2 separate regions of the Homo sapiens genome follow, and region 1 is linked to region 2. A link is an interaction called in ENCODE POLR2A ChIA-PET data of the cell type or tissue named here. Cell type or tissue: OCI-LY7. All regions are shown on one strand. Each heading gives the region's core, and the rest is flanking DNA. Links, peaks and the distances in the headings are about the cores only.

Region 1 (5,537 bases), core at 632-4,631, 340 kb before region 2:
AGGCTGTTGAAGGTTAATTGCAATGATGCATGCAAAAGTGTCTGTCTGGCACCTGTTACCTGGAATGCTGATGTCTGGGTCCAAGCTGCAGCTGGCCATCTGGAGCTTCATACGGCTCTTCTACCTCATACACATTTGCATCAGCGTCCTCCATGCTGCTGGAATTCTGCCATTCCAACTCTTGAGTTTTCCGTATAGCCATAATAAATGGCAAGTTCTCGTACTCTGGTATTTCCTCATAATGGCGTATATTTTCATACTCCGGTGCACAGAGGCTTGTAACAGACTTGTAAGGTGCCTGAGATGATGACTCCCGGGAGAGCATTTGGTCATCCAAAGACTCAGCTCTCAGACCATTAGCTGCACTGGTCTGGCCCCGAGACTTCTTCCTCTTCTTTTGAGATTCCAGGCTATAGTTTTCTGTGGAATATGCCTTGATGGGTTTACTTCTCTTCTCCTCTCCTACCAACAAGCCTTGCCAATCACTTTCAATCCCCTTCTGCTCCCCACTGGAGAGGTGGCCTGTGGTGGTGTCTCCGAGTTGGCTACTCTTGGACCAAAATTTTTGAAAGTCACTCTTCATGAAACAGATGGACAGTTTCATGCTGAGCAACTTTTTAAAAGAGTTTTTCTTTGTAGAGTCTTTGCAAGGCTTAGTGCACTTTTCCACATCCATAGCAGATAACGATTTTGCTCTGGGCTTGGTTAGGGCTGTTGAAGGCTCACTGTTTGACGATACGGTGACAGACTTTAAGAATTCTGGGTTCCCTGAAAAGGGTAAAATAGGATGAGGTAACTTCCACACTGGCTTTTCTGAAGCCCGTTTAGGCATATCAAAGGAGGATGACACACCACGGTTTTGGGCACACAAATGCTGAAGGTGATTTCTTTCTAGACTCTTCTCTGAACTTTTTTCTTCACTTGAAGGATAAGAACTTTTTTCCAAAAGCTCCTCGGAGGCAGCCTTTTTAAGCACTCCTGTAGCAGGCAAGCTATGTCTTTGAGGTTTTTTGGGGACAATTCGTAGAGAATTTTCCTCTTTTATAACAGATTCCTTTTGCATTTGAGGGGCAGAAACTCCCAGGTTTCTCCCAGATTGCAAATGTTCATTGCAAGTTAATTTGAGCTGCTTAGGCAGGCTCATAGATACAGTACATCTTATAAAACCGGTCCCTTCGTCCACAGCAAGCGACATACTAGAACCATCTACAGTTGTGCTGTCAGAACTCAAATTAGAGTCTTTATCAAAAGAAGGTGCCATTTTTTCAAAGGAAGTTGTTTCATTACACATGGCTTTCTGTGAATTGACTAAGTCCTGTGCATCACTGTTGGATTCCATATTCAATTCACTTTTATTTCCTAGCTTCATTTTATCCACCTGTTCCTGCTTACACAAAACATTCTGATGCAGAACACTGATTTTATTGATTTTCAAACTATTTTCAGTAAGACAGGAAGAGCTACTGTCTGAATTCCCCGGTTCTTCAGTGCTTTCACTAGGAGTATCTACACACTTTTGGCGTAACAGACGAGCAGTTCGTGTCTTTCTGGGCTTGGGAGTTGGAAATTTTGGGGTATATGGTACTAAATGAATTTCTAAGGGACCAAGGTCTTTGACTTCTGATTTCTTACTAACTCCATCTGAAGATATTAAAGTACTCCTTTTCCCATTTTCCAGAGCCTCTAGTTCAGATGACTGAAAGCAATTATTGCTTTTTTCACTGTCATCCTGGCAAGTTTCAAAATGTTCACATTCATCACTAGGAAGCTGTAAGTGGCAACTGTGATGATCAGGAACTTTTTCAAAGCTGGATGGGGAAGGTGACAAATCCGCAAATTCAATTCTGAATTGTCCATTTGAATTACAGCCACCATTCATTTCTGGGCTGTCTGTGGGCCTGTGCTTCTGTGCAGAAATAAAAGGTGGCATTTGGTGTATTAAGGCATCTTTGAGCTCCTCTTCTAAAACGCTTGCCTTTAAAACAACCCCACCCTGGTTCTTGGCTTTTTCACCATACAAATCACATTTACTCCTAGTTTTTATAGTCAAAGTCTCATCAATTTTACTGTTTTCTAAATTTTCATTCATTTCCAGGGGCTCTAAAACAAGCTGCTTTACACACAAATTCTCTCTATGGCCCAGCTTATGGATACACTCAGAACTGCAGGAACACATTGGTGAAATATAATCATTGCTCTGATTGCCTTCATATTTACAATTAAAGTTGTCAGTGCTTTCAGCTAATTCCTGTTTATGCCCTTCCAGGTTCAACATGATTTTCCTTGATGGCGACTGCCCAATCTCTCGAACAGGTGAGGTCTTCAGGACTTTTGGTTTTGGGGCTATTGCTGGTTTCATTTTCTTTGTCGACTGTGGAACACTAGAAATCACAATGTCGGGTTTAGGTGCAATAGGAGGTGGGGCTGGCTTATTATTTGCCACAACAAACTTGGGCTTGGGGGCCACTGGTGGCTTCTTTATCTCTAGAAAGGAAAAAATAATAATTTGATGTCAAAACAACCAAAGCACAAAATGATACATGATTAAATCTGATAGCATTTTTTATTTTTAACAATATGACCTTGCCTTTTACTGAGTATGTTACATTATATAGTATCAATATTACTCCTGAAAATTCCTTAAATTGTCTTTCAATTCCATACATAGCTTTGGGTCTATTGTACATTTTTAAATAAATCCAATACAGTTTGTTTCTCCAGCTTTGGAACTGTTACCATATCTTTTTTTCTTTTTCTTCTTTTTTTTTTTTTGTGAGACGGAGTCTTGCCCTGTCGCCCAGGCTGGAGTGCAGTGACATGATCTCGGCTCACTGCAACCTCTGCTTCCAGGGTTCAAGTATTTCTCCTGCCTCAGCCTCCTGAGTAGCTGGGATTACAAGTGCGCACCACCACATCCGGCTAAGTTTTGTATTTTTAGTAGAGATGGGGTTTCACCATGTTGATCAGGCTGGTCTCAAACTCCTGACCTCGTGATCCACCCACCTCAGCCTCCCAAAGTGCTGGGATTATAGGCGTGAGCCACCGCGCCCAGCCCATCATATCTTTCATTGACAAAAAATGAGATAATTGACTTCAGTTTGGGACCCACATAGTTGTTCTTCAATTCATTTGCCAAGTGCTGAAAGTTGAATTTGCCTAAGTTAAATGTAGGATGCAGCTCTTTAAACTTCAGATCAATGATCAATGATCTGTCTACCTCGATAGATAGAACCCCAAAACAATATTAAAAAAGGAAGACAGAAATCAGAAATTTTCTAAATTTAAAAACTGAAAATTAATTCTTTGGTATTATTTAAGGCTCATAATAAACCTGGTATTTCTTTCTCCAAGAGTTATTGGTTGGGAATTTTCATTATATTCCTTCACGGAGCTCTATTTTTTAAAAAGTCACATGTCTAGGTCCTACCCTAGAGTGAACTAGTTAGTTTCTGGGGATAGATCCTGGACATCTGTACATCTTTTAAGTTCCACAGGTTATGTTGTTTATCCCTCATTAACATCCACTGTTCTACTACATTTAAAAGATAACTACAATTTCTAGTGTAGCAATTCTTCCTAAACATTATATATAAGGTATTTAACTAACACCTATTATACAATGCTGCATCGGTACAGATCTGCTCCTATACTATAGGAACCTAATAAAAGCTTTACACAACAGACCTATAAAGCGAAAAGATAAATAAAGCCTGTATATCTGTAAGTTCCTTTATGTTCTTCCACCTACACTGTCATATTATTGACCACATTTCCCCAAGGAGACATGTCATAAAAAATATTTTATCTTTTACATTTATATTTGTTCGTTTGACAGGATCTAACACTTAATAAAAACTTAATTTACTGAAAAAACTTTTCAAAATATCTGCTGCAAAGGACTGCTGGACGTTGTTTAATTACTTGAATAGACAGGGGCTCTGATATTTCATTTGGTGATGACTTACTTTTGAACAAAGGAAATTAGTCACGACACTTGGGAAGCTATTACACGGAACTGAGTTTTTTTAAAAAAAAGAGGAGTAGGGTGCTCTACTTCCTTTTACCAACCAAGGAAGAATTCCCTAAATCTCTACTTCTATGTGTGCAATAAAGATTATATGATGTATATGATGATACATGTCCTCTCACTCAATTTCTAGGTATAATGTCATCATCAATAAAAAATTATTTTCAAAATAATGCAAATTCCTATACTACATAATTTCAGTTAGCTGTTCAATCATCATAGTTAATTTTGTCTGAGTTTTTTTTAGGCAGAAAATAACTGAAAAACCCTTCAAATCCTAGTGAGAAACCTAGTTGTAAATGTCTATTAAATCAAACCCTCCATTTAGTAAGTCAAGTCTTAAGAGAAAGTATGAATGCCTTAGGCCTCTTCCCAACGGCCCATCTTACTCAGTACGACTGTCAAGTTGATTTTATTTCTGTAACCATTATCAAAACATCCTACCTCTGGGATTTTTCAAAGAATTTTTTAAAAATTAGTTTTGGCAGCCTGGCATAGTGGCTCATGCCTGTAATCCCAGCACCTTGGGAGGGCAAGGTGGGAGGATTGCTTGAGCTCAGGAATTGGAGACCAGCCTGGGCAACACAGTAAGACTCCGTCTCCATGAAAACAAAAAAAATAGTTTCGTAAAATGAAGAGTTCTTGAGATTGGATGTACCATGTGAATGTACTTAACACTTCTGAACTATACACTTAAAAATGAGTAAGACGGTAAATTTATCTTATGTGCTATTTTACCACAGTTGGAAGAAAACTTCATCTCTCATCAAATTAATCTTTTACTTTCCGTATCTTAGAACCTTGTCAGAAGCTTTAGGGTCATTTAAATATCATTTTTAAAAAATCCCTGGTACCAATTTTACTCTTTTTAAAAAATGCGTTTTGTACACAAATCTGCTTCCAAGAGATATAAATTCCTGTTCTAGTGTCACAGAAATTCAATTAACTACGTATGTGCTGGAGTTGATTCCCAATAAATATAGCAAAGTCCTATTACGTACATAAAACCCTCAACGCATACTCACTGAATTCAATTAATAACTGTGAACTTGGGCTTGCCATTGTTAGTTAACTGTGTATTGAAGGAAGTCACAGACATAACTCAGGGAGCTGGCTAACCTAATTGTGGGCCTTGTACAGACCTGGCTGCCTCACTTTCCTTCCTTATAAATGGGGGAGTTGAACAGGCCTCTAAAGCCCATAGGAATCTGAGATGATAACTTCTGAGACACTCATTTCAGAAGAACCTCATGTACTGTGGCCTCTGTCTCCTGCGTTGATGTTTTTTCAGTTCACCTTTGTCTGTGTTCAGCATAAGACACAAGCTCCAGAAGGGCAGGCACTTTGTCTCATTCACTGATGTATCCCAGTGCTAACAACAGGGCCTGGGAATAATCACAGCTGCCACATACACATACTCTTTAATATGTCTCCATAACAGAAAATTTCTTCTTTAAAAATAATCACATTCAAAAATGTACATCCATTTTAATGTAGAATAATATTTTGA
Region 2 (5,537 bases), core at 846-4,845:
TCATTTTGTTCTTTTTTCTATATATTTAAGTGCATAATAATTCTGATTCAATAATGACCCCAGTGCACTTCTCCCACTCAAAACATCTAACCTCTATGTTGTACTTTTGCCCACCACCTGAATTTCTCAAATGCATTAAAAGCATTACATGAGGGCATCTCTTAAGATGAAATATTTAAAATTTAAGTATTTCTGGCATGCAATATGGTTTTTCCTGTAATTCCTTGAAAGCAAAATATTAATAATAGAAAAATCAAAACTCTTGCTTTCCTATTATAATGCCATAAAACCATTCTGGAAGGTCGTTTGGGAGATAGGAAGAGTCTTAGTTGCCTCCCTCTGATCTAGTAATTGGGCGGGGTCTTTTAAGGACTAAAATGATGTGAATAAATGAAGAGAAAAAGTGAAATGGGAAGAAAAGCAAAGGCAAGCTGTGTAAGGCATAGGTGGAGAGTGCTGAATAGTGTCTTCAATAAAATGCCTTAATACAATGATGTAAGCTAGGAAGAGGTGCGGAGTGGGAAGGGAAGAGGCTGGAGACAAATTCTCATTACTAGTGTTAGTAATTAAAGAGCAGATGTTTGTAGTTTAGCTTTTTCTTCATACTTATTACTACTTATTCAACTTTGAAATTTCCTCAGCTACCATTTTATTCATGATCTTCACTATCTAGGCCTAAATTATAGCATGCTCTAGCTCATTTCCTGAGCTCCAGAACCTCTCTATTGCAATTTTATTTTTACATAGCAATCATAGTCATTCTTCTCCTTAAATTTTCCTATTTGTTTTTTAACCCGTCTCATCGAATCTAAGCTTTTTACTGTAACATTAAAAAAAAGAAAAGAAAAAAGCCTCCTTCCCTGCCCACCTTCATCAATGATGTCCCCAAACTTACCTATTAAAACCTCAAAATCAGTCTTTCCCCAGGTCGGCCTTTGGATAACTCAGAGGTCAGTCCCTGCAGGATCGCCCAGTTTCCATCAGGGCAAATGCTGATCTCCTAAGTGAAAAGTCCTGGCGGCTGCCTCCAGTGCCCCCCTGCAAATCATTACAAATCAACCTCTTTCAGGTTTGGCTTAAACTCTCACCTCCTGGAAACTGCTTTCCTGAAGTCACAAACCGGGCGTGCAGATCCCCATCCCCCACCCCCAGCAGTGCATTATTATGCAGTCACTGCTTTTGTTCCGAGTTCTGAGCCTGCTTCTATTTGCATCGTAACCTCTTTGGGGGCCGGGACTGTGCACTTGCTCCCTTTCTATACCTCTCCACAGTTCCTAGTACCGGCCAAAAACACTGCTGAAATGCCTAATGAATCAACCAGAAGTTCCTTAGCATAATATAGGAGCGTGGAAGTGATGTTTAGGGGGGCTTCCCTTGCTTCCCTGATCCCCAGATGGAGAGAAATGGCAATTTGCCCTTCCAAGGTAAGCAGTTTCCTAAACCAGATAAAATTTTAACGATTCTGAAACCTAATGGATGTGTAACTACTCAATTCTGAGTTACTACACAAACAGTTTTGCCCTTTGTATCCTGAGAGAAAAGTACGAATGAATTAAAAGAAGACAAAACATTGTAAATTTCATAAACCTCAGAGTGGCTTTTTATGCTTTATGTCGATTTTTAGAATTTCCTAGTCCAGTCTTTCATGAATCGAAGAATATTTCAGGAATCATAATTGCAGACTAAAGAATTTATGAGCTTGTGAAATTTTAGGAATCACTTTTAAGACTTTTCAGAGTTTTACAGACAATGCTCTTACCTAATAACTAATATTCGCTTAACATTTTTTTCAACACCTAAATGCCTGGCACCATGCTAAGCATTGAGATATTCATAGCATTCATTTCAATGGTTATGAGGAGATGAAGGATTGAGCAGAGGAAGTGGGTAAAGAAACGCTAAATAACTCAGCCATAAACTTTTGATTAAGGTGTAGCAACACACTTCAGTTGAACTTTTTAAATGAGAGGAACCCAAACGACCTTAAATTTCTGGCAAATATGAAAGAAAGGAGTTGAGAAAAAAGGAGTATGGAAAAAAGAGCAGCAGATGTAAGCTATGGCCTTAGTGGAGGAAAGTGAGTAGAAGGGGCTTTAGAATTCGCCTTTTTTCTTTAATTCTAAGAATGAGGTTGGTAGCAGGTAAGGAAGGTAAATGCCAGCTGAGTAGATGGTACCAAAGTTGATTTGTTTTTAAAAGACCATTGTTTATTTGGTGGTCTGTCAGGGAAACTTGTACCTTGCAGGTGAATTTCCAACATAGGCCTACTGGAAACTGAAACCCTGAGCCCCAGGGTTTAGGTATAAATGGAAGCAAAATTGTGAAGTGAGTCCATTTCTCCCCCTTTTTAAACATAAACATCCACTCCACCTCCACCCTATACTCAGTTTTTCTTTTCTTTTCTTTTCTTTTTTTTTTTTTTTTTGAGACAGAGTCTCGCTCTGTCACCCAGGTTGGAGTGCCGTGGCGTGATCTCGGCTCACTGCAACCTCCGCCTCCCGGGTTCAAGCAGTTCCCCTGCCTCAGCCTCCTGAGTACCTGGGATTACAGGTATGCACCACCACGCCTGGTTAATTTTTGTATTTTTAGTAGAGACGGGGTTTCACCATGTTGGTCAGGCTGGTCTCCAACTCCTGACCTCGTGATCTGCCCGCCTCGGCCTCCCCAGGTGCTGGGATTACAGGCGTGAGCCACCACGCCTGGCCCACTCTATACTCACTTTTACAGGGATCCTCAGGATGCTGTGTCCAGGGCTTTACTGCAGTCTGTCTCTCTTCCTTCCCATCAAAACTCTTCCCATTTTGTTCAGGACAGGTACACCAACCTTTCATTCTCTCTTTTTATTTATTTTTAAAATGGAGACAGGGTTTTGTCACCAGGCTGGAGTGCAGTAGCGTGATCATGGCTCACTGCAGCCTTGACCTCTCAGGCTCAAGCAATCTTCCCACCTCAGCTTCCTGTGTAACTGGGACCACAGGCATGCGACACAACTTCTGCTAATTGATTTTTTGTAGAGATGTGGGGGTGGAGGGGGGTTCTCCCTATGCTACCCAGGCTGGTCTCAAACTCCTGGCCTCAAGCAATCCTTGTGCCCCGGCCTCCCAAAGTGCTGGGGTTACGAGCATGAGCCACCATGCCTGGCCCCAACCTGTCATTATCTAAGGAGCTCAGTTATGAAGTAAAGTTATCTACTTTGTATTATTAGTGTTTAGTATTTTTTTTTCCATTTCTCTCTCAGACTGTTCTACCTCCTGTAGACACCCAGAGTTTGGAATTTCTAAAATGACATTTTAAACATTGTGACAGATCAGTGGGATAGATATTTTGCTAAGCCAAGGTACTTCCTTTCCAAGGATAAGCTATGGGAGGTGATGACAGCAGAATACACACACACACACACACACACAATACACGCAGACACACATATATATACTCATATGCACATATATAATTAGAACTCATTTAGCTATAATAACAATTTGTCCATCTAGTTATTTGCAATCCTTTCAGGATTTTTAAAATTTCTATCTCATTTGTAGAGTTTGGAAAATAGTATCTGTCCTATCTTCTTCACAATAATGTTTTAAGGACCAAATGAGGTTTTGTCCATGGAACCTGCCTAAACTGTAAGGAGAAAAGTCAGTGTGTTTATCATTATTTCTCTCTTAGGTTTACTATTACCCTGTAAAGTTCTTTGAAGTCAGAAACAGACTTTTGTTCATATTTACAACCCCTATAGCAATTAATACAGAACCTCACTCAGGATAGATAAGCAGTATTCCCTTAAATCAAGTTTTACTTCTGTACTAAAGTAATAGTCAATTCAAGGACAAGTGCTATAAAGGTTAAAATTAATTCTATTACTCTGAGAAACATGGCAATACTATTTTAGTCTTCCTCTCTCATAGTAGGGAGGGAAAGGATCTGGAAAGGCAGAGGGAGAGAGGGGGAGAAAAGAAAAGGCACTACAGGTGGAAATTTCAACTCTTAAAGTTTTAGTAAACCATGCCAAAAAGATACTAGTAACTTTTCATGAGGAAGAGATTATTGGGGTACCCAAGTTTTGTTTTTATACTCTATACATGTTTTTAAACCCATTTCTTTTTTTTAAAAAAAAATAATAGAATGAGGAAAGTGTAGATGGATAACTGTAGCTATTTGTATAATTATTTACATCTTGCCAAACCATTTGGAAATTGAAATCCTGCAGTGTCGCTCCTGGGTTGTAAAAGATAAGAAAAGTAAATAGAAGGCCCCCTTAATACAACGTGATATTGCATCATTTAAAAGAAACCACAAACTGTCTATTCAGGATGTATGCATACAATAAAAAGAGCTAACAATTCTTCATGTGTAAGAGCTAGGATGATCAACCTGCTTTTCTCTGCCATCTTAAGGTTGCTTCTTTTTAGGCCAAGGTACCTCGTGGTAGCAATCATTGATTTAGTCATCTGTAAATAGTGTTTGTAAGCCTCTTTTCCTTAGCTAACCAGTGATTAACTCCTAGAAAAACCACATTTTTTTTCCTGCCACCCAGGAGTGCAGTGGCGTGATCTCAGCTCACTGCAGCCTTGACCTACCAGGCTCAAGCAATCCTCACACCTGTGCCTCCCAAGTAGCTGGGACTACAGGCACATGCCACTACACCCAGCTAATTTTTGTATTTTTTGTAGAGATGGGGTTTCACTATGTTGTCCAGGCTGGTCTTGGACTCTTGAGCTCAAATGATCCACCCACCTGGACTTCCCAAAGTGCTGGGATTACAGGTGTGAGCCACTGCACCCAGCCTTGAAAACCACATTTCTGAGGGAAACTCTTTGGGGGAAGGGAGGTTGTGTGTAAGTTAGATAGTCCCTATCTATTTCATTTTATTTTTGGTTTTGAAATTAGTGTTTAAAGAATTAAGCATAATGAATACTTGATATTAATTTCTTGGATGTTTTTTGAGATGGAGTCTCACTCTTGTCACCCAGGCTGGAGTGCAATGACACAATCTCGGCTCACTGCAACCTTCGCCTCCTGGGTTCACGTGATTCTCCTGCCTCAGCCTCCTGAGTAGCTGAGATTACAGGCACCTGCCACCACACCCGGCTAATTTTTTTATTTTTAGTAGAGACGGGGTTTCACCATGTTGGCCAGACTGGTCGCAAACTCCTGACCTCAGGTGATTCACCCGCCTCGGCCTCCCAAAGTGCTGGAATTATAGGTGTGAGCCACTGTGTCTGGTCCTTGGATTTTTTTAAATGTCCTAAATATGCGGCTCCTAATCTTTAGAAAAATAATGAAGGATGAGCCAAGCATTGTAGGGGGGGGAAAAAAAGCTTGAAATATGACATGTAATGGGATGTTTTTCACAAGTATAAAGTTTTATTTTGTCTGTTTGGATGAAAACTCCAAAATGCCACAGGAATGATCACAGAAGGAAATTTATATAAATTTACCATTAAATGCCTATGAAATAATCTCTTCTTAAAAATCAATGGTAGTAATAAAGGATGACTTAAACATTTATTTGCTTATGCCCATAACATTGTATT

The links. ChIA-PET counts read pairs that join two places held together with the same protein. Peaks named below come from ENCODE experiments on the same cell type or tissue, not always from the same donor. Only the 100,000 strongest peaks of a DNase experiment are listed, where the experiment ranks them.
Region 1: POLR2A ChIA-PET joins it to region 2 with 7 read pairs; 8 of 35 experiments call an interaction of 5 or more read pairs at or near these places.

The regions. Positions count from the first base shown.
Region 1 is chr12:95,208,784-95,214,320 of GRCh38, forward strand. FGD6 (FYVE, RhoGEF and PH domain containing 6) reads right to left here. Exons shown (of 21, transcript NM_018351.4): 2 at 60-2,484. Among named protein-coding and RNA genes, the nearest start is that of FGD6, 5.9 kb to the right of the region's middle. RefSeq lists a silencer at 1-164 and an enhancer at 5,187-5,266. In OCI-LY7, for the core only: no CTCF peak of the experiment used is centred there; no DNase peak of the experiment used is centred there.
Region 2 is chr12:95,550,377-95,555,913 of GRCh38, forward strand. It overlaps USP44 (ubiquitin specific peptidase 44), which reads right to left and starts at 1,100. Exons shown (of 6, transcript NM_032147.5): 1 at 896-1,100. In OCI-LY7, for the core only: no CTCF peak of the experiment used is centred there; no DNase peak of the experiment used is centred there; H3K4me3 peaks cover 312 bases.